Linked DNA regions of Homo sapiens: all the other regions are linked to region 1. A link is a loop called in an ENCODE intact Hi-C map of the cell type or tissue named here. Cell type or tissue: OCI-LY7. All regions are shown on one strand.

The links. A loop is a pair of places that touch in the nucleus more often than their neighbours do. Peaks named below come from ENCODE experiments on the same cell type or tissue, not always from the same donor. Only the 100,000 strongest peaks of a DNase experiment are listed, where the experiment ranks them.
Region 2: it touches region 1 in a loop (8-fold over the local background); 2 of 110 quality-filtered maps call a loop at or near these places.
Region 3: it touches region 1 in a loop (3-fold over the local background); 5 of 110 quality-filtered maps call a loop at or near these places.

What each region holds. Positions count from the first base shown.
Region 1 is chr3:188,442,573-188,450,572 of GRCh38, reverse strand. All of the region lies in intron 4 of LPP (LIM domain containing preferred translocation partner in lipoma), which reads right to left. Among named protein-coding and RNA genes, the nearest start is that of LPP-AS1, 120 kb to the left of the region's middle. In OCI-LY7, no CTCF peak of the experiment used is centred here; DNase peaks (open chromatin) are centred at 3,622, 4,312 and 7,952; H3K4me3 peaks cover 2,637 bases; H3K27ac peaks cover 2,801 bases.
Region 2 is chr3:188,748,766-188,756,765 of GRCh38, reverse strand. The region is part of intron 8 of LPP (LIM domain containing preferred translocation partner in lipoma); the gene reads right to left. Among named protein-coding and RNA genes, the nearest start is that of MIR28, 64 kb to the right of the region's middle. In OCI-LY7, CTCF peaks have their summits at 7,374 and 7,585; DNase peaks (open chromatin) are centred at 315, 3,335, 3,795, 7,545 and 1 weaker place; H3K4me3 peaks cover 3,485 bases; H3K27ac peaks cover 4,952 bases.
Region 3 is chr3:188,386,670-188,394,669 of GRCh38, reverse strand. All of the region lies in intron 3 of LPP (LIM domain containing preferred translocation partner in lipoma), which reads right to left. Among named protein-coding and RNA genes, the nearest start is that of LPP-AS1, 180 kb to the left of the region's middle. In OCI-LY7, no CTCF peak of the experiment used is centred here; DNase peaks (open chromatin) are centred at 3,769 and 4,479; H3K4me3 peaks cover 1,469 bases; H3K27ac peaks cover 2,437 bases.

The DNA.
Region 1 (8,000 bases):
GAGTTTCACCATGTTGGTCAGGCTGGTCTCGAACTCATGACCTCAGATGATCCACCTGCCTCGGCCTCCCAAAGTGCTAGGATTACAGGCGTGAGCCACCGCACCAGGCCTGTAAATCGATTTTTGAAAGATTATGCTGATCATATAGATAAATGTGAATTAACATAATTATTTAAACTGATGAGCAATAGTACAGCAATAGTTCCTAATCTATGGGCAGGGTATATATTGGAGATACTGCAAAGGTCCTGACAATTCTATGCCTGCTCACTGAGCATTATTCATGTATGTGATTAAATATATTTCACACATATTTGTATCATTTGTAAAAGTATGTAATTGTTTTCTCATCTGTAGAAAAAACTAATACCAATGTCTCAGCGCTAATCAAATTTACAAATCTAACTCACACGAATAATATGTGACATTAAATATTTACACGTTATCTATGTATTATAATTCATAATACAGGTTGGGCGTGGTGGCTCACACCTGTAATCCCAGCATTTTGGGAGTCCGAGGTGGGCGGATCACGAGGTCAGGAGCTGAAGACCAGCCTGACCAACATGGTAAAACCCTGTCTCTACTAAAAATACAAAAATTAGCCAGGCGTGGTGGTGCACGCCTGTAATCCCAGCTACTCAGGAGGCTGAGGCAGAAGAATTGCTTGAACCTGGGAGGCAGAGGTTGCAGTGAGCTGAGATTGTGCCACTGCACTCCAGCCTGGGTGACAGAACGAGACTCTGTCTCAAAATAATAATAATAATAATAGCAATATAAATGTTACTTATTTTTGAGGGGGGAAGACTATGCTGAGCAACAACAGTAGTAAAAAGAGTAAGAAATAAGATCAGATCGATAGCACAGAACCATGATCTAAAGGCACAAGGACAAAGTAGCGAAGAGTGAGATGTACAGTCAGATTGCCTGATTTTAAATCTTGCCTCAGCTACTGACTCACCAGGTATGTGAGCTTAGAAAGTTACTTTCTTTGTGTCTCAGTTTTCTAATCTATAAAACACACTAGATAACAGTCCCTGTCTCATGGAGTTTGTTGTGAGATTATTATAGTTATTACATTTAAAGGACTTGAAAGAGAGCCTAGCATATGGGAAGTGGCTGATAAATGTTAGGCATGATTATTGTGGAAATGAAAACAATAGTATATATTTCTAAAAATTCATGCATTTATAAGTGCTATTCCAAGCCCGTTAGGCTTCTGTGAGGTGGAAGGGAGAATGGAAGAAGGAGAAAGGATGAGGAAAAGAAAAGAAAGAAAAAGAAAGTCAATCAAAAACAAGAGAGAGCCTCTTCAAGGACTATTAATAAGAATTGACCATGCTTGGGGTCTTATATTTAACTCAGCCCAGTGGATCTGGTATACATAAGGGAGAAAGAGCAGAAATATTCATGGAATCATGTCAACAGACGTGCAGTAAAGTAAAAGTTTCAAAACTCCTGGTTCCAAGGACCTCAGAGCTATTGTTGTTGCTTCCAACGTCTTTTGGATTTCCTACCACACAATAAACCAACCTTGACTAGTGTGTCACTTTCTATTTTTTGCTATCTTAGTATAATCTCTGACTACGAAAGGCCCTCAAGTAGAAAAAAGTATCAGAGTTGCTCCATGTTGCTGCAGAAGGCAAAAGATTTAAGAAGGTAGAATACAGTTTAAAAAGACACATTTCTGATTCTAATTCTAAACCAGGTAAATTCCAAGGTTTTTCAGAAAAGCACGTTTCAACAACTCACTAAGATTTTTATGAACATAAAAAGCCTCAGACACACTAAGAAATAGTGCAAAATGCATTTTCTTTACAAATGTTGTTTGGGAGAGGACTACCATTTGCCATATACACAGGCTTACTTGGTTCCTCTCAGTTATAGCACAGGCCACACAAATTTCCAGAGGTGAGATTAGTCCACAGTCTCCTACCCAAGTCCCACTGAACGTCCTAGGCAAAACTGACAGAGATCGTCTTTCTGATTGGTCCCCATATTTAGCCCCACCTTGGTTGCTACAGTAAATGTTAGATAAACTTACCACACTTCAGAATAAATTAACATTTATTTAGATAGATATTTAGATAAAGATATCTAAATATAGATCTTTATCTAAATATAGATATCTAAATATAGATATCTTTATCTAAATATAGATATCTTTATCTAAATATAGATATCTCAATATAGATAGATATTATTATCTATTATGTGTTAGCTTTTGCACGAGTCATCTCAGGTAACCTTCCTAAAAACCCAGGGAAATGAGAATATTATCTCCATTACAAAGACGGGGTGAAGGAAAACTCAAAAGGGAGTTTGTCCACGTTCCCAAACCTCCTAAATGCAAAATCATAACTTGAACCCAAGACGTCTGCCAACAAGTACAATTGTTTTACAACATAACACAAATAGTCCTAATGAACATCCCAAATTTTGAATTACAGAGCCCTAAAGATCCAAATCCTATGACCCTCTTTTTACAATCCAATATAGACCCTGTTATAAAAATTATCTTTATATTTTGAGTTGATAGCTTACAAATTCAACCCACTGATAATGTTGAATAGTTTGAAAACAACCTCCAATCTACTCTTCTATGTGGTTGAGGCTTGGGAATCCACTCTGGCCCCCCAGTACAACAGTAGATAATTTGACACAATCAAATGAGAGTAAATGGTAGTAAACAAAATAGAAATAGCACTGATGGTAAATGAGGAGGCATATGTTCTTGTCCCTACTCTATGGCCATACTGCTATAGAATCCCGGAGAGTCACCTTTTTTTTTTCTTCTAAGATGGAGTCTTGCTGTGTCGCCCAGGCTGGAGTGCAATGGCGCGATCTCGGCTCACTGCAACCTCCACTTCCCGGGTTTTAAGTGATTCTCCTGCATCAGCCTCTGGAGTAGCTGGGATTACATGCCACCATGACAGGTTAATTTTTTTTTTTTTTTTTTTTTTTTGAGGCAGTCTCACTCTGTCGCCCAGGCTGGACTGCTATGGTGTAATCTCTGCTCACTGCAACCTCTGCCTCCTGGATTCAAGTAATTCTCCTGCCTCAGCTTCTTGAGTAGTTGGGATTACAGGCACCTGCCACCATGCCTGACTAATTTTTGTATTTTTAGTAGAGACGGGGTTTCACCATGTTGGGCAGGCTGGTCTCGATCTCCTGACCTCATGATCCTCCCACCTCGGCCTCCCAAAGTGCTGGGATTACAGGCGTGAGCCACCACGCCCAGCCAAGAGTCACTTTTGCTTTGGACCTTATATATGCCCTGTAAAATCAAGTGATTCTCAACCCTGGTTTCACAAAATCATGTGGGAAATTTCTATAAACTACTGATGTGCAGACCCACTGCAAAACAATGAAATCAGAGTCTCTCAAGTTGAAGCCCTGGCATTTGTGTTTTATAAAACTCCCTCCAGGTAAAGCCAGAATTGATTGCATAGATGATCTCTGAGGTTTTTCTCAAGGCTTTCTAAGGTTCTGTATCCAAAGGAATCAGAGTTAGACCACACAGGCCACAAATCACATGTCAGACTTTTTGAAGCCCATACACTTCAAAAAACCTCCTTAATTAAGCCAACTGCTAAAGGAGAGACACCATCTCGTCTCTCACTCGTCCTGTGGTCACCAGCACCTGCTCTTGAGAAAGCAACTACAAAAATGAGAAAAACAGAAGTTCTATAATAGAATCCACATTTCTAGAAAGCTTACAAATGAGGCTTAGAGCTAAAAAGGACATGGAGAAAAGGCAAAAGAAAGCCATGAAAACAATCACGGTCCAATCATTCCCTGGGCAACTCACTCCATTGCCATGTTGAAAACATAGATGTTAGAAACCAAAGGGTTTTTTGAAGAAAGCAGGAGCTGAGTGGGAACTTGGAGAACAACAATGAAAGCAATGCCACAAAGAGAAGCTGACAAGCTCTGGAAGCAGCAAAACATTTTCATCAGTCCGTGAAAAATTAAGGAAATTTGGGGAAATGAGTTTAGAAAAGGAGATTGTTTACAAACAAATAAAAACAAAGAAAAATAAAAACCCACAGAAGCCTTTTGATGGCAATGTAAAACCAGTTACTTCAGAAACTAAAGACAGAGAAGTTAAATGACATACACAGTAACCAACAGGTTACAATGACACTTTTAAAAAGAAAAGGCTGAGATAATCTATGGTCAATTTCATGATGTTTTGACCTTGAGGGCCTGACTGGCACGGCGTCTGGAGAGTGGCAGAAAGAGACACATTTCAGAAAAACTGAAAGTCAAACACCACCTGCTACTTTCACTAGTTCTTCTAGGCCGTGTGAGATTGGAGTGGCAAAATGAAGCTGGGCTCTCATGCTCACTTAAAATGATGGACAACACCAGTGTGTTTATTAAAGAGAGCTGTTTCTAGTCATTTAAGTGGTGTCCCACAAGCCGTAATCAACCAAGCATTGTGGACAAGACTCTCCTGAAATTATTATGCATAGAACACATGTGGCAAGACCGCTGCCTTCAAGCAGACTATGAGAAGGCTCTTACTGAAAAAGAAAAACAGTGGGTGCAAAACTGGCAGAAAACTTCCCCTCCCTGTTAAATGGCATACGGAAGAAACAAATAAAATAATTTATTCTAAGAAGAGAGACCTTAAAAATGATAAAACTGATAGGAAACCATTACATCTATCCTGTATCACAAAAAATGGCCAGGAATTCTTTATCTCATTACCTTGCTGCATATGTTGGAGATGTGTGTGTCTCTGTGTGCCTGTGACTTTCACAGCTTGAGCTATTATATATTTATTTGTTTATAATCTATCAGGAGAGCAAATACTTTGGTCATTGCTTATTCCTGGTCCTAAAACAGTGCCTGGCACATCATGAGTTCCAAACATTGCCTGAATAAATGAATGAATGAATCAATGTCTTTTTTACTTTTTTTTTTTAAATTATACTTTAAGTTCTGGGATACATGTGCAGAACGTGCAGGTTTGTTACATAGGTATACATATGCCACGGTGGTTTGCTGCATCCGTCAACCTGTCATCTACATTAGGTATTTCTCCTAATGCTATCCCTCCCTAGTCTCCCACTGCCCAACAGGCCCCGGTGTGTGATGTTACCCTCCCTGTGTCCATGTGTTCTCATTCTTCAACTCCCAATTATGAGTGAGAACATACGGTGTTTGGTTTTCTGTTCCTGTGTCAGTTTGCTGAGAATGATGGTTTCCAGCTTCATCCATGTCCCTGCAAAGGACATGAACTCATCCTTTTTTATGGCTGCATAGTATTCCATGGTGCATATGTGCCACATTTTCTTTATCCAGTCTACCATTGATGGGCATTTGGGTTGGTTCCAATTCTTTGCTATTGTGAACAGTGCCACAATAAACATATGTGTGTGCATGTGTCTTTATAGTGGAATGATTTATAATCGTTTGGGTATACATCCAGTAATGGGATTGTTGGGTCAAATGGTATTTCTGGTTGTAGATCCTTGAGGAATGACCAGACTGTCTTCTACAATGGTTGAACTAATTTACACTCCCACCAACAGTGTAAAAGCATTCTTATTTCTCCACATCCTCTCCAGCATCTGTTGTTTCCTGACATTTTAATGATCACCACTTTAACTGGCGTGAGATGGTATCTCATTGTGGTTTTGATTTGCATTGCTCTAATGACCAGTGATAGTGAGGTTTTTTTTCCATATTTTGGTTGGCCACATAAATGTCTTCTTCTGAGAAGTGCCTGTTCATATCCTTTGCCCACTTTTTGATGGAGTTGTTTGTTTTTTTCTTGTACATTTGTTTAAGTTCTTTGTAGATTCTGGATATTAGCCCTTTCTCAGATGGACAGATTGCAAAAATTTTCTCCCATTCTGTAGGCTGCCTGTTCACTCTGATGATAGTTTCTTTTGCTGTGTAGAAGCTCTTTAGTTTAATTAGATCCCATTTGTCAATTTTGGCTTTTGTTGGCATTGCTTTTGGTGTTTTAGTCATGAAGTCTTTGCCCATGCCTATGTCCTAAATGGTATTGCCTAGGTTTTCTTCTAGGGTCATTTTTATTTTCTATAATAAATTCATGCTTATATATTTTCTTTCACAAAATCCTAAGAACAATCTAGTTCAAGTATAACAAATGTATTTTCCTATTTAATATGCAATCAACGAGTCGGGCATAACTTTTTCTTTCAAGTTCAAGATTTAAAGGCATTGCTAAAGGTATAAGACTTTTTGGTTTATACTTATAATTTCTCAAAATTTACTTTTATACATACCTCTTATCCTCTTAACATATACATGCAATGATACAAACCCTTACAGCCCTATATTATTTGTATTATTAGAAAAAGAATACAGCTCCACCATATCAATGCTGTGTAGAACAAAAATACATCATCCTTGTAGTTTAAAGTATTGAAATTATTTAGTTATTCCCTTCCCAAGAAGTGAAAAATATCTGAATTGTAAAGAGAAAATTTCCAGGTTGGAACATTTTAATGAAGAGAGGAAAAACACAGCTTCTGAGCAGGTTTGAGGAAGAGTCAAAGATGTATTTGAAAATTATGCACTATATTTGCAAAGTGAAGCATGTCCACTAAAAGTACATTCTTTATACACATGCTAACAAAATTAAGGGCACACCATCCTTTATTGAATGAGAGCCTGTTAGAAGAGCTAGTGTGTACCATTTCCTTTTGTTCCCTGGAGGAAAGCTAAGGGATGAAAAATACTTTGTTAATGAATAATATTAAGCTGCAAATTCAAAATTTTAAGCCACTGAGATTGATAAATTAAGGTTCTGATGGCAACCCAATTCTTTCCTGTCAGGCACATGGTATAGCTATAACTGGAACACTTGTTTCCATCTTAAGGAATGGGGAGGATTGATACAACACGAGATTCAGCATTGCTAATTAGGAAACATCAGCAAAAGTCGTTTGGAAGCTGCTGGAGTCAAAACCACAAAGAAAAGGACATGAAACTCATCCCACCATTTTCTCCTTAGCCCAGAAAGTGAGATCATAACAGTCCTTCATGTTTGTTAAGTACCTACAACTTACGATACGCTTCTATACAATATGTCATTTGAAGGAGAAATAAATGCAGGCCAATACTTTCCATCTCTATTGGATAAATGGAGAAACTGAGGTTCAATAGCGTAAGATAACCCTGCCAGGCCACAGAGCCTTCACGTGATGAAGGCAGGCCTCAAAACCAAGCCAATACCTTTTCACTCTAGAATATGGCATCAGACTGAAGCTATGCAGCCAAGAACTTGCTTCCGCCCTTTCTTTTCAATTGCATTATTTTCAATGGCAAGCAGGAATTGTCATTTTTGTTGTTGTAGATTGTGGTCAATGAACACTTAATAGAGCCCCAGTCTGAAAACAGTTTCTTCTCTTTTTTGCAAGTATTATGTGTACCTTTGTGTACAGGTGTTGGTAATAAAAGCATAGAAGACAAAGTTCAAGTAATGAAAATCAAGTTCTGAGAGAAAAGATCACAATGATCCCTTCATCAACCTGTCCACATGTCTCTGTCTTGCCTTTGAAAACAGAAAAAAAATTTGTGTGTCTCAGAATGCTTTTTATCATCTCCAAAATGGTTTTACAAATAGACACACAAACTCTTTCAACGTGCTCTTAAACAGAAAGACTCCTGGACTCAATCAGCACTCCTCTGGGTAACTCACGTATCTGCTCTTCTTCTTCTTCACAGAGCCAGCTGACATTCTCAAGACGAAACCCCTCAATCTGACATGTAACTGTAAAATCACTGGGCCCGAGGAGTGACTGTAATTAAGGGCTTACGTTGAAAATGTATAAACAGAGCTTGATTCTTAAGTTTCGAAAATTCTTCACAGTGATGGTGTGAACTAAATCCACAGCCACATAATAATCAAAACAGAAAAGCAAAAGAAAGCCACTTCAGGAAATACCACGGTCACACCTCAGTTGGCTTCATGCTACAGATTATAGAAAATATGTTGCTGCCCGGGCCACCAATCT
Region 2 (8,000 bases), 310 kb before region 1:
TGGGGACACTAGCCTTGAGGGTAACCAGTCTGGCACCTTTAAATCACAAGTACAGAAAAAAGTGAAGAACAAAACATAAAAATAGCCCCACACATCAGTAGGACAGAAAAGGTACCTGAATCTTCCCTTTTCACATGAACAAACATTTACAAACTGTGTCCTTTAGGGAGAGATTCAGAATGGAGAGAAAGTTACTCAAGCATAGTGTATGCTTGCCTCTAGAGGCACTTACCCCACACATTATTAAAAGCACACCACAATCTTAAGGCCCATCTTTTAGACAAGTATCTCAGCACTTTTAAACAAGAGAAACCAGGAGAATAGTACCAAACTTCAAGGCATCAGAGCATGAAGGAAACACAGCTGATTAGCTCAGACCCAGGGCTGGTGTGAAGAGCTTGCTGCCAATGCTGAGCAGTCAGTCAATCAAAAGATCCGATGACAGAGGGCCGGCAGCCGATGGGGAACTTTGTCAGTGAATTAAGATTTCCAAACAAAACCAAAAATGGTGTTTATATATTATTACTTATTTTATATATTGCTTTGTACTGACTCTAGATTCAGCCAACAATTCTTCTTATCCTTCACCTCTGCTCTCCCATCTATAGCAACCTCAGCAATGTGTCAGAAATGCCTGCTTTCCACCACATGCCTACTACCTAATCACCCTTCCTTTCAAAGGCTATTGCAATGGCTTCCTGATTGTTCTGATATCTCTGATTTACCTCCTCTTACCAACAGAAAGACTTTACAGAAGTCTTAATAATGGAGCTAATCTGAAGAGTTAGAATTTTAACAAGTCATTTTTGGGGATGGCATGGGTGAATAGTGGCATTCCAGGGAAATCTACAGGTTGAACAAGAGAAGTGGCATAGCGTGATATGGGTTTTCTTTTCTTTGTTTTTTTTTTTTTTTTTTTTTTTTTTTTTTTTTTTTTTTTTTTTTTTTTTTTTTTTGTGACAGGATCTCACTCTGTTGCCCAGGCTGGAGGGCAGTAGTGCGATCATGGTTCACTACACCCTTGAACTCCTGGGCTCAAGTGATCCTCCTCCCTCAGCCCTTGCCACCAGTAGCTGGGACTATAGGCACACGCCACCAAGCCCAGCTAATTTTTAATATTTTCCTGTACAGATAGGGTCTTGCTGTGCTTCCCAGGCTGGTCTCAAGCTCCTGGGATCATGCAACCCTCCAACCTTGGCCTCCTGAGGTGCCGGGATTATAGTCATGAACCACTGCACCAGGCTGGGTTGTCATATTTATTTTCTCTTTTGGTAATATGAATTTGTTTCTTTCATGATGGCAAAATAAACTTTTTATTTAAAATGTTTTTCCTGTGATCACCACACAACTGATAAAAATAAGCCACAGACCCTCTTTTGCAAGCAGTGCTTGTTTTGAGGCAGGACCAAAGCTGTCCACAGCCATTTTGGGAGTTGATGCATGGTGACTGAGCATGACATACTCCCAAACTTTCCCATTATTCACCATCAAATGTAAAGTATTAAATATGTGCAGATGTAAAGCCAGGTCACATTTTTCTTTATGTCTTCCTTGCTACTTGAATTATAATAGACATTTTAAGCACAAGCAAAATTAATATTGTACCTTTAAATATGATAATGAACTGAAGCTCTATATGCCAATTGTATGATATATCAGCATTCCCATTAAGCACATTCTTCGATATATTCTGCAAAAAGTCTTGGTTCTAAAAGTTGAATCAATAAGATTATATAAGGGTAGTGAAATGATGGCAACATATTCCTAGAAACAAAACCTGCTCCAGTTTATCCTACATATGGCTACTGAAGTTATTTTCCTGAAGCACAGTTTCCATTAAGCTGATTTAAAAATTATCTTCCACTGAAGGCCCAAAAAGATAACAGAATGAGTTTGCATTCTTTATATGACAGGCCCATATGATGTTAACTGAAGGCTCTAGGATGGTGGCATTTTCTTATCACCAAAGCTTTTATTTCATGGACTCTGTAGTATTGATGCATGTAATAATAGACAACTTGTTTCTTAAACTGCTTATACTCTAGGACAGTGACTCTCAATCTTGCCTGTATATTGCAATCATCTGGGAAACTTAAAAAAAAAAATATTGATCCCTGGTTCCCAACTCCAAAGATTCTGATTTCATTGGTCTGGAGGTGGGATATTACAGGAGAGAAACTTTTAAAACTCTCCAGGTGATTCTATGTTGAGTCAAGTCAAACTCAGTGTTCTGGGGGTGCCTATTTCTGTCCTGCTTGTCAGAAGAAAAGCTGACAAGTATCGCCCAAACAGGTTTCGTCCGCATGCAAAACAGTTTGGGGACAGACTGCTCAACCACGAGTTGGCTGAAAAAAAGAAATTCCTAACGCATCATAATACATGTTGTTTTTCACCAGAGAGAGTATTCTCCCTAATGCTATCTTTATATTTTAGTTTGAAAAGTTTGCAATGGCTTTCCATCCATTGAAAATATACATGAGCAGAATCAGCTAAATTTTCTCATAAAATATTTTGGTAGCATTGAGCCAGAGAAAGTGGTTTACTTATATTAATTGGAAGCACTGCGATAGAACAGGCTTCTTTTGGGTTGCCGATGAATTTATCATATGGCTCTTCTGTAGCCTTAGACAATATAGAATCCACAAAGAATGTCAACTGTTAGCCATGTAAAGTAAGATATCACATATCACATCATACATCAAACTGAGTTCTCACTATTTTCTTGGGACTCTGTCTTTACATAATGTAGCAATATGCAATCTCCTATGGTTATTGCCATTTAGCTCTGTGAATACAAGAGTTTTTATCATATCTTAAAAGCTGGACTGTAGGACACATGTAGTTCTGTCACTGTGCTTGTGTATATCTGATTCTATAGAGAGGCTTGAAGGTTCAACAGGTACGTGGCTAGTGGGGGAAAGGTGGCTCCAATGTCTGTTTCCCTCTCTCTTGTTTTTCCCTCTACAAATACATATACACACTCACACACACCCACACTCAAACACTCGCAACAAGAAAAGGATCAATGACTGCCACTAGGATGAGTGGTAGACACAAAACAGTTTCGGAGACAGTCACATTAAGAAACATTTTAACATCTTAGTCCAAAAAGAGAAATTAAGGTAAAGTAAAAAAAAACAAAAAACAAAACACACACACACACACACACACACACACACACACACGCACACAACAAGCCAAAACCCCAAGGTTGTCAGGGAGAGGAGTTCAGGAATGAGTGGATAAAGGCCTGGGCAGCAAACCAGATGAGATGAAGTGAAGGCTGAGTGATCTCCTGGCAAGGGGAAGTTGTTATAAAGTCTAACCACGATGTGATTCATTTATAGACAGAGATTTGCTTAGCTTAGACCTTCAGGTGAGGTGGTAAATTAGGAGGGGGAGTCCCACAGAAGGTTGCAAAAGCAAGCATGTTTCGCTGATGTAAATATATGTATTGTGAAGGAAACTAACAAAAAATAGAAAATTATTGTGCATTTTTATCTGTGCTCAGCACTGTCCTAAGCATTTCACATACATTTTTTCATTTAGTCCTACCAACCAATTATTCTCCTTTTTAGATAAGAAACCTGATGTTCCATCACCTGGCCAAAGTCTCAAAGGCAGAATGTAGTGTGGCTGAGACTGGAACCAGGTCTGACTTGTAAAGCCCATTTTCTCAATCAGCACATGTTTCTATGTATACAATTCAATCATAACTCTGACCTATATCAGTATTGTTTAGGAGCAGAACCCATTAACACCTGCAGGGAAAGAGGAAGGGCCAGTCCAGCATCACTTCTCCATCCCCACAAGCCTCAGGGGATCTTAGTGAAAGTCATGATCTACCACAGGTGGCGAATCAGGACAGGTGATGGTCCTCCACTGCAGCTCTTGGGTGTTGACCCTTCAACTCTAGCTTTCCATCAGGAATGTGAGTTTGAGAACCACTGCTGTAACAAGGACTGTATGCTTCTGTGTTCCACCAAGAGTAGTTTGTCCCGGGGTATTGGAATGCAGTGATGGCTAGTGCCAAATCTCCCAGGAGATATATTCTAGGAAACTGGAACTTTAATATGAGGCGGAGAGGGGCAGAAAGTTGGGCAACATATACCCTATTCCCAACCTTGATGAAACTAATAGCATCTATACACATAGTAGTCATGACAGTAACTTTTTGATAACAACTTCCACTCTCAGGAAAAGTAGCAAAAACAAAACAAAAATACCATCACCACCACCACAACAAACAAAACAAAAAACAACCCTGTTTTGCATTTTCGAGTATAATACATGGTTATCTTTTGAACAGTTAGATGTAACATGGTGTAAAGAAAATCAGATATGCAATTCTTGCCTTTGTTACTAGCTATTGGCAGCCTAGACAAGTTTCCTAAATTTTCTGAGCCCGAATTTCCTTGTCTTCAAAACAAGCAGCTGAGTAGACGCACTCACTAGATAAGTGGTCTTAGTTGAGTCACTTATCCAGCCATTCTGTCAATCCCTCAACAAATGCACTTGGTGAGTTTCTATTTGCTGTCAAGCACTGCAGTAACCTTTTCTAGGCTTCTCTAAGAGGGAGATGATCATAACTGCCTTAAATACTTGGCTATGAAATTCGGAGGAGGTAACATCTAGAAGGTGTCCAGCATGAGACCTACTTCTTTCTCCTTTAAACTATAGGAAGTATATAGTTCAACTTCAAAATAAAGAGCTCATAACAACTAGAACAGAAAGGCACATGCTTTGGACTGTTCTCTAAAGATGACAGTCAATGAGTGGAAAATAGAGGTCCCTATGTCTCTGAGGCAGTTGGTTAAGATTTATATTTATCAATATTTTACTGATGGAATTTTTCGGTAGAAATTTCAATCCTAATCCTAATCCTACAAAAATTTGTAGACCCCGGGGTGATGATAATAGTCAATATTTATTCAGCGCTTTTTATGGACCAGGTGTTAAGTATTTAATTGTATTATCTCATGTAGTCACCCCAACAACTCTATGATGTAGGTTCTATCATTATCTCCATAACAGTTGATGAAAAGGCAGCATAAAGAGATTATGTGCCTTGCCCACAACCACAGAGTTAAATATTGAAGCTGGAATTGGGGCTTAGGCAGTCTGACTTTACATCTGTCCACTTAACCAGTTTTCTAAACTGACTTACTACTTTAAAAGTCCACAATTCCTAAAATTATCTGGCCAGGCAGGAAACTTGATTAAATCACAGAACATTCCTGACAGAAACAGTAGTATTTCTTTTGGCCAAAGCAAGATTTCTCTTTAAGTTAATTTTTACACATGGACATTTTCACATTCTCCGTCTTAATTTTTTAACCAGTCTTCTATATTTAGAATTCATTTCATGATTGATCTGCTAACAGAAAAATCAATATTTACTAGTACAGTTAGAACCGCTATTGCAACAATTATTTTTGCCTTATGGTTTGAATCTGCTCCGTGATCTCTCCCGTGGGAATCTGCATTTCCCTTAGGTCCACTCAAAGGGTAAATCTGCCCAGGTACTTTTAGCTTTTGTGGTAGGAAATCTCCAAATTTATTCTGGTTATTTGAGACCAAACCTGATAATAAGGGAACCCAAAGGGGTTTTTCTAAAGCTACTGTATTTCAGCAGCCAGCAACAGAATAATCTTCCCTCTGTGAAGTCATCAAGCATCCCTTATATTTGTCTAGTGCTTTATCTTATTTATCAATGCATTTGATCCCTCAATAATATTTGGAGGCAGCAAAGCAAGGGTTATAATCACTCTCATTTTAACGATGAAAATACTAAAACTTAAAAAGGCTTAGAGGCCTACAGAACTTAAGAGTTCAATGTGTGACTTAAGACCATGTAAAGTTAGATCAGATCCAACAAACAGAGCTCAGGCAGAAGACTATGTTGCAAATGAGGTGGAATCCATGTACATAACATGTAATAGTCATATTGACACCAAGACATAAATGGGAGCCACAGTTTGCAGATGGAGAACTATGACTCATTTTGTAAAGAACATTAGGTTTTCTCCAGTGTCCCTCTTACCTTCTTGTTTCACAAAAGAAGAAAGCAGACAAAAAAGAGTGTTAACCTGGACAAGATTCTCTGGATAGTAAACTTTTTTTTTTATTTTTTGAGATGGAGTCTCACTCGGTTGCCCAGGTTGGAGTGCAGTGGTGCGATCTTGGCTCACTGCAACCTCTGCCTCCCAGGTTCAAGCAATTCTCTGGCCCCAGCCTCCTGAGTAGCTGGGATTACAGGTGTGTGCCACCATGGCTGGCTAATTTTTTGATATTTGTAGTAGAGATGGGGTTTCACCATGTTGGCCAGGCTAGTCTCAAACTCCTGACATCAGGTGATCCACCCATCTCGGCCTCCCAAAGTGCTGGAATTACAAGTGTGAACCACCACACCTGGCTTGGATAGTAAACCAATATGCAAAGGAATGAGTATTTCTCCAATGATCATATTACCCTTTCCATTTTAGAAAAGATGTGTGCTATGATTTGAATTGGTTCCCTCCAAAATTCAGCAGTAGATATTGTGATTTTATTAAAAAGTGTTGATCAGGCCATACGGGCTTCTCTGTCATGAATGGGATAAAGCCCTTTGTGAAAGAGGCTTCATGCGGCATTCTGCTGGCTTGCTCTTCCACTGTCTGCCATGTGAGGAGGTAGCACAAAGCACCATCCTGGAAACAGAGAGTAGCCCTCACCAGAAAACCAAGCCTGCTGGTGCCTTGATCTTGGACTTACCAGCCTCTAGAACCGTGATAAAATAAATTTTCATTCTTTATAAATTACCCAGTCTCAGTTATTCTGCTATAGCAGCACAAAATGGATGAAAACAATATGTGACTAATAAAAGATTTTGTCCATACAGTACCTGCCTCCATGGGAGATACGAATTTAGAATATAGAACAAAAAGGGGAAAATAAAAATTATAATTAGCCTAAATTAAAATTGTGATATATAAAGACTGAAAATAAATTTGCAGATTCACATAAAACTTCATAATTTCTATATTCTCATATGAATCTTATAATAACTAAAAGCTAAATGAGACAATTATCATCTTCCCAACACATGAGTTAACATAGGAATGACCTTGTACATGACTTGAGAAGTAGGTAGCAGAGTTGCAACTCAGCCCAGTCCAGTGATCTTTGAGCTGGACCATACCATATTACCTGCATAAATGGAACTGGCCCCAAAGATGGTGCTATTCTCCCCTGACACTACTTCCTTAGGAAGCCAATTCATCTTACTCGGGATTCTGTTTTACCGTTTAGTAGCAAAGTATCCATAATACATTGTTAAGAGGATTTCAAGGGTCATAGGACGTGTAGAAAATTTAGAAAGTAGCCATTCCAAACTCTTCATTTACAGACTCTATAACAAAGGGTAAGAGAGAGGCAATTCATTGATTAAGATGTCATAGCAAGCTGTCAGGAGAGATGAGACCTGAGAGCCTTTGGGCTCTCAGTGTAGCACTCTCTCAAGATGCACAGAGCTATCTCCCAGGTGCCCTACCTCAAGTATCAGTTTCTTCCCACTAGTAGGCGCTGTTGCCTGATTGTGAGGAATTTCTCCTTCTACCTAACAGTAGATTTTCATTGTAATTAGGAGTATTGCGTGGGACACTAAGTCTACAACATGGCTTCTGTATGACTCCAGAACAAGGTGAACTCCATTACAATTGCAACCAGTAGAGTCATGCCATTTCTCTCTGAAACACTGTGGTGTTTTGGATTTGTACATCTCAATGTTCTGGAAACCAAAGGAATGGCAGTAGGACATGGGGTACTGAGTGGGTTCTGCAGAGCTGTGTTGAGGCAAAAAAAAGTCAAGGCTCTGGTCCCTGTTTGACCATAGCTGGTATAAAATGATTGCTTTATACGTTGGTATTATCTAGAACATTCATTTAACAGAAACTTTCCAGTTTGGCTTTGTTACTTCTTCGTCTTATTATTATTATTACTTTGAGACAGAGTTTTGCTCT
Region 3 (8,000 bases), 56 kb after region 1:
TTATTGACCACTGTGTAAAAATATAAAATAAAATACATGAAAAATATACTCAGCTAATGTTCTGGGGAAATAAAACACAAATACATACACACACACACACACACACACACACACACACTTTAGATATTTTTAAAGAAGTAGCAAAGGACCCAACATTCACCAATACAGAAGTTTAACATCCTTGAAGTGTGAAATTGTTAATGAAGACATTTTATCTAATGTGGAGCTCAAGATGAAGCTTACCCACCATCTGTGAGTTCATTTGTACATGTCCAATGACAAGGAACTCATTACCTTACAAGACAGCCCCTTCCATGGCAGAAAAGTTATGACTGCTAGAAAGTTTTCTGCAGCTGAAGCCTGTATTCCCATAAGTACCACCTATTGGTCCTACCTGTGCCCTCTAGAATCACAAAACCTCTAATACATAGCAGACCTTTATATATTTCAGGTAATTTATTTGTTTCCCACTCAGTTTACATCTTTATGTGTTTCAGCTTTAATCAGTCTAGTTCTTCCCCTCTTTAAAAAGTAGCCTTACGACTTTATAACCAAATATTAAAGATAAATTTTTAAGTCTCAAACCAGTAGCTTTCAAACTTTTCCTTAGCAAAATAAATGGTTTCTTCATGCCAAATCATAAACAAAACCCCAAGTATAAATAGAAAAATTAATAAAACCATTACAGGGGCATTTAAATCATCACACTTTGGCAAAACATACTTTAATTTGGGGGAAGCATAAAATGCATTATTGCCCTAGTATCTCCAGTATGCTATAAGCCAGACTGGAAACCCACTGGTCTAAAATATTACAATACTGTGAGTGAAGAAAAAAACAAAATTGGTATCTACTTTATCTATATATTCCTAGGACCTAATACACAGTATATCCCATCATCAGATCTCAGCAAGTGATTGTTATATAAAAGAGAAGGTAAACTTAAACCCATGAAAATACTAAGACTTAAGCTCTGGTTTCGAATCGTTTTAATTCACATTTCAAACACTGTTCTTGAAGGCTCTGTATAATTAGGATGACCATACATCTCCAATTTATACCTGCTGTTCTGGTGTAATTATTAACAGTGCCCCTTTGCAAAAGTGTCCCAGTTTTGACGATAACTCATATAATCACCTACTGAAAACACTGTGTTAATGAGGTTTTGGTCGTTTAGTCCAAGTGAATCCTGAATACAGTCAAGTCCTCTCCCAGAAGTTCCATATGGCTAAAGCCCTCCCATACTTTTGGTTCATTACTGGCGTGGATAAGAGGCCACAGCAATTAGCAACGGGAAGTAGAGGAGGCTTTGGGGGCTTCCCTGCTTTAGGAGCATGTGCTCTTAAGAAGGAAAGAAGGTACTAAAATGAATCTTCGGGAGAAAAGCAAGATATAGCAGAAACCTAGCAGAAACTATTATCAACTAACCTATTCACTCAGCCTCTTTCTCCTGAAGCAAAAATGTCACTTTTTCTTAAAATAAAAATAAAAATAAATCAAGAGTGTTTACTTCAATTATATCTTTAACACCTGACCCCACACATACGAGATTATCAGTGATTTTATAATATATACTTGGTTACAAGTACTAGAAGGACAATATGTTGCCTGATTCTTAATTTGGAGCAGGAAAAAAAAAAATGTGTCTAAAATACATCCAAATGCACTCACTAGGGTACAATGTAAAGGTGGAAGGGATTACTAACAACTATTTCACATTTCTAAATTGGGGTTACACAGAGTTGAGGGAAAAGTCAGAAGAATTCAGTGAAGGCTCAACATTTCGGAATGTTTCAAGGTGGTTCTTTTATGGCCTATTAATTCCACGTGCAGTTGCCTTGTGTCTGGGTGGGTTTTGTTACTGCAGTGGCCTCCCATCTATTCCAGGACCACCTCCTTTTTCAATCAAGGTTGCCTTATAAATGCACCTCAGTATCTGGCCAGGATGGTCCCAGTTGCTCATTCTGCTTGTTTTGGAAATTTCTTTTACCTATTTTGCCTGTTTATTGTCAAGACAATTTAGAAATTTTTGGTTAAAATTCAAGAATAACTGACCTGTGAGTTGTACTGTGATTGCATGAAATGTAGGGAAAACAACGGTTTAACAACCTCTATGTTTCCTTTTAAGAATAAGCCTATTTAGTTTGTTATAAAGAAACCATTTTACATTAATTCTCATTGCAAAACTTGTATTTGGCTGGTGAGGAGGAAAGTGGGGTCAAAACAGTGCAGCGAGGGAGCAACAGCATAGAAGGTAGGCAAGCTTTTTTAAGACAGAACTCCCCCCAGACATGGTAAGCACTGATATGTTATAATATCGCATGTCTCCATGTAGTACTTTCCAAGATGTTTGAAACCAAAACAGTTTAGAATACTCTCCCACCTCAGGGTCTTCCCTCCTTACAGCATTTTTCTGATAAATAGGAATTCCCCCTTAGGGATTCCCTAAAGTAAAACTGTTGCAGTCCATTCTGTTATATAATTAACTACACTGACAAGTAGAGATGTAATAGAACGTAATTGTTACTCTGGTTCCAACTTAATATCTACTACACACAAAGCCTTATGGAAGACATGCCCGAAATATGAAAACCATCACCCTTAATGTGGTGGATATGGTAGATCGACACTCAAACTTCCCATATTGCACAGGCTGTCTTGCAGGTAAGGTTTGATTGCAAAAGAAATTCTGCCAAAATATATGTAATTGGCTTGATATTTGAAAGGCAAAAGTAAGATGGAAGACATGTTTCTGCTGTTTGCCCTGTTTTCTGTTAGAAGAATGGTGACACAGACATGGGGTTTTTCAGCATCTGTGTTCTCATATTGAGTCTTCAGCTTGGTGGCTGTCAAAAAGCAGCCGTGACAAAAAGAGTAAGTAGCTGGACTCATGTCTCAGTGTCCAGCTACCATCATTCTGACTATGGCTTTTGATCTCTGTTTCACAAGTTTTGTGATGTATCACTGAACTCAGTAATTCCCATGGTGGCTTCACCATTTTTGTCTTGCTTGATTGTAGAAAATGGAATAATTTTGTGCAGTTTTGTGATTCATTTCTGGAGACAGCCTCGATTCTGCTCCATGCAGTCCATCTAATTACTTCTGTGAAACACCCTGTATTAAGTACCTTCCACTTAAAATATCTAAAGTGGTTTGTTTCCTATAGTGAATCCTGACTGAAACTCCCTCAAGATCCTTACAAACTCCCTCAAGATCCTTATGGGCAATAATGATATTTTATCAACAACAGACAGGTTCAAATTCATCAAGCAAATAAATCCTGAGTGCCTATGCAAAGCACTTGGATCACCTCTAGAAGAGCCGTGCACAGAGCACACCCAGTGCCGTCCCTCTCAAAGCTCCCAGTCCAGGGGGAAGAGGCATGCTACAACTCCAGAAGTACTGAGTGATATGGAGGAAGCCAGCAGAAAGCCGAATCTAGTCTGATCTCCGCACGCTAGCCTCAGCTCTATCACTCACCAGCCCTGTTTTCTAACCCAGGGGGCTAGATGAATGAAAGTCCCTTTCTCTCCAACATTCCACACCTCCACAGATGAGTCTTTGTACTCATGAGGGAATTTACTTGGATTTAAGTCCTAACAAGACTTCCTAAATCTTCAGTTCCCTAAATCTGAAGGTCAGAACACAAAGGTCACATAACACACATGCCCGATACAGTTTAAAAGGGAATAGGAATCTGTGACCCCGAAGTATTCTGTGGCAGCCTACAACTAGAAAGCCTCGAGGAGAAAAATCCAAAATTGTGGTTGCAGTACTTGTTAAGAACAGCAGAGAACAAACAGTGTCTTCAGGGTCTCTCTCTTCTTGGAAAATTTCTGCCTCCATGTCTGACAAGAAGGAAGATTATTTACAGACACTGGTTTCTCTTAAAGTACTCAGACCAATAGGTATAGTAAAAGAAATATTAGGCAAATGCAGTAATGCTTAGATCTCTCAAGAAAAGCCACTAATTTCCTTATGTGTCAGACAAGAAAATCTTTGAAACTCATAAATGAGAAGGAGTTTTTGTAGACGGAAAGAAAAACAGCAAGAGAGATCTAGTAAGACGTCTAAACCCAGTTCTGGCACCCGGTCCAGCAGTGGCTGCAGGCCAGGGCCTTCCAGGCCTCACTGAGCCTTAATTTCCTCACCTGTAAAATGGAGACAACAATCCTGCCTAGCTTATCCCATGGGTGTTTATGCTGATCAAGTGAAATACTAAACGTAAGAGCATTTTGTAAATAGCAGAGTGATATACATGTGAAGGAAGACTATTAATAAAGGAATTTCAAAGGAAAGCTATAAATAGTACTTTTTAAAGCCCAGGCAGCAAAAGAAAATGTAAATATAGCAGTGATTTTACAATTTTGTGATCTAGAGGAAGAAATGGTGATCAGAATTGTGACAAACAATGATGTCCAAAAGAGAAGAGAAACCAGCTCGGCTCTGTCATAATTGTCTCAGTTCCTGTACCACACACAACAATGGAAAGATTGCAGGGAGGGGCAGGAGCAGGCCTGTGACTGTGGCACACCAAAGACACGGAGACACAGCTCCAAGAAAATGACGCTTCTACCTCTGTAATAATAACAGTCAGAATCTCATGCTGTGGGTCCTCTATGGATCTGAAAGTGGCTTATGCAAGTGACTTTACCACTTTCTCAGTTTTATCTCTTGGAAGGAACACAATTGGACAGAGTGAGGCCAAACTCCAGGTTTGCTCACCTGGATGAACAGAAATGCAAAGGCAGATCTCACCCACAGTTAGATTTCAGGACCCAGAGGGGATAGGCAGGTTCAGACAAGATTCAGGCAACAACTCACCCAGATTTCTTTCTTTTTTTCTTTTCTTTTTTTTTTTGAGACGGAGTCCCATTTTTTTTTTTTTTTTTTTGAGACGGAGTCCCACTCTGTTGCCCAGACTAGAGTACAGTGGCACAATCTTGGCTCACTGCAACCTCTGCCTCCCGGGTTCAAGTGATTCTCCTGCCTCAGCCTCCTGAGTAGCCAGGATTATAGGCTCCTGCCACCACACCTGGCTAACTTTAGTATTTTTAGTACAGATGGCGTTTCGCCACATTGGCCAGGCTGGTCTCGAACTCCTGACCTCAGGTGATCCACCCACCTTGGCCTCCCAAAGTGCTGGGATTACAGACGTGAGCCACCACGCCCAGTCTCAGATTTCTAAGAGACCATGGAGGGAAACTAAGCAGGAGGTCAAGCACAGCCAAAACTGCTCAGTGCCCTCCATCCTCAATCCACTGTCAAGCGGTCAGGTTAGCAGACAAGTAGAACTGAGCCAAAAGTCAAGTCCCAGGCCCTTGGGCACAAAGGCACAGGAGAAGTTCTAGTTCTGAAGCAAACCAGTGACCTATTAGTCTGTACTGGGGTGTAGATATCACAAAGCTCTCCAGGGTATTGGGACATCAGGTGACAGAGAGGTGAAATAAGTGAGATAAATTAACTCTACCTATAATTCACATAAAAAGAGACATCAGTGGCACACAAATATACCAAACACACACACACACATACGCACACACATACATACACACACACAACTTAAATAATAATCAGGGAAATATAAATTAAAATAGCCATGAAATGCTTTTTCAAACAGTTTGCCAAAAAAATGAAAGATTCATAAAATTCACCATGGGACACGATTTGTCAGGAAATTAACATTCACAATATTATGACTCTTCCTATAAACCTACATATTCTCTATTTGTTTATATATGAGACATATTACATATTGTCTATTGATGCTTTTGCAGCACAAAGAGTTGAGGACCTGTGACAGAGACCATCTGGCCTACAAAGCCTAAAATATTTACTACTTGGCCCTTTACAGAAAAAGTTTGAGGACCTCAGGTGTAAACTTAAAAGTTACTGCTTTCAGTTACTACAGATATAACAAATTTCTTCTTTGCCTGAAGACTTTTGCAAGTTTTATTTTTTAACATGACCACTAATTTATATCAGGGTTTATTGTGAAACATACTCATGATGTAAGTTTTTCATTAACGCTGACCAATTATCCCAATGCCATGAGAATAATCCTTCCTTTTCGGAATGTAGCAAGGTGGTTCTTTTATTGCCAATTAATTCCACGTGCAGTTGCCTTATGTCTGGGTGGGTTCTGTTACTGCTTTGACCTCCCATCTATTCCAGCACCACCTCCTCCTTCAATCAGAGTTGCCTTATAAATGCACCTCAGCATCTGGCTAGGATGGTCCCAGTTGCTCATTACACTTATTTTGCAGATTTCTTTTACCTATTTTGCCTGTTTATTGTCAAGACAATTTAGAATTTTTTGGTTAAAATTCAAGAATAATTGACCTGAGAGTTGTACTAACTGTGATTGCACGAAATGTAGGGAAAACAACTACTTAACAACCTCTATGTTTCCATTTAGGAATAAGGCATGTCTCAACTTATTCAAACAGTCCTTCATGTGAGTAAAAAATGTTCTAGAACCTTTTATAAGACATGCACAATTGCACAATTCTCACTAAAATGTTTCCTCTTTGATTTGCTGTGAATGGGATCCTAAAGATTGGAAAGTACTCATCTTCAAAGGCAATAAAAAAAAATAACTGGAAATGAGGCATGTGGAAACATATCTAAATTTACAAATAACCAGAGAAATGCTAATACCAAAAAAACAACATATTTAATACTAGCATGATAGGGGAGATGCTGACTCACTCACACATTCCTACTAAAGCTAAAAAAAAAAAAAATCCCTTTCACAAAACAAGTCATCAATAGATAGAAATAACCATAAAAATATTCACCTCTGGGCCGGGCAGGGTGGCTCATGCCTGTAATCCCAGCACTTTGGGAGGCCAAGGCAGGTGAATTACCAGATCAGGAGTTCAAGACCAGCCTTATCAACATGATGAAACCCTGTCTCTAATAAAAATACAAAAATTAGCCGGGTGTGGTGGCGCACACCTGTAATCCCAGCTACTCGGGAGGCTGGCACAAGAAAATTGCTTGAACCCAGGAGGCGGAGGTTGCAGTGAGCTGAGATCATGCCACTGCACTCCAGCATGGGCGACAGGGTGAGACTCTGCCTCAAAAAAAAAAAAAAAAAATTAACCTCTGACCCGTGTGTCTCAACCCTCAGACATCATATATAAGATTATTGAAGAAGTAAGCTACATTTATGCATAAATGTTAATCATCGCAAAATTTTCAAATAATGAAACAATTAAGATATGGCACAATCACTCAATGAAATATTAAAGTTATTAAAATTGTAATCATTCAAGAATATGCAGTGATATGGAAAATGCTTAATGTATGATGTCAAGAGATACACAGCATGATGGGTAATTTATGCTAATAGCTAAAGACTTGAAAGGAATACATAAATATGATCATGATAGATTGCACCTGTATCTGGGTAATAGATTTATGGGTGACTCTATTTTACACCTACATGTTCTGTAGGTGTAAAATTTTACAGTCTACATGTTCTGAACTTGATAGAATGTTGTAACTTCACTTGTACAAGTTTAAGAAGAGGGGACAAATTATTAAGTGCCTTACAGATATAAGGTTTGTAATTTCTTTGTCATTAAAGGCAGGAAAATGAGACTCAACGATAAGAAAAGCCTTTTCCTAAGGCCACAGACTAAGTCACAAGCAGAAATGGGACTAGAACCCAGCTCTCTAGACTTAAGATAGCATATTCTTTTCTACACAGCATTTTGTATCCTTATTTTTCTAAAGGCAAACCAACTTTGGGGTCATTATAATGTCTTCGTACATTATAAATAAGCAGTTGAAAACAGTAATATTTAATTACTCTCTATTACAATAACTGCTTTGAAAACCCTGCAAAATGCTTTGATGGGCTGGAGTTTGAATTAAACTTCTCTTCTGAATATGGCTATTGAACAGAATAATGGGCATCAAAGTATGTCCTTCCTCACAATTTCAGAGCTCAGTTAAAGGTTCATTTAATAGAAGGGGAAAACTGGCTTTGG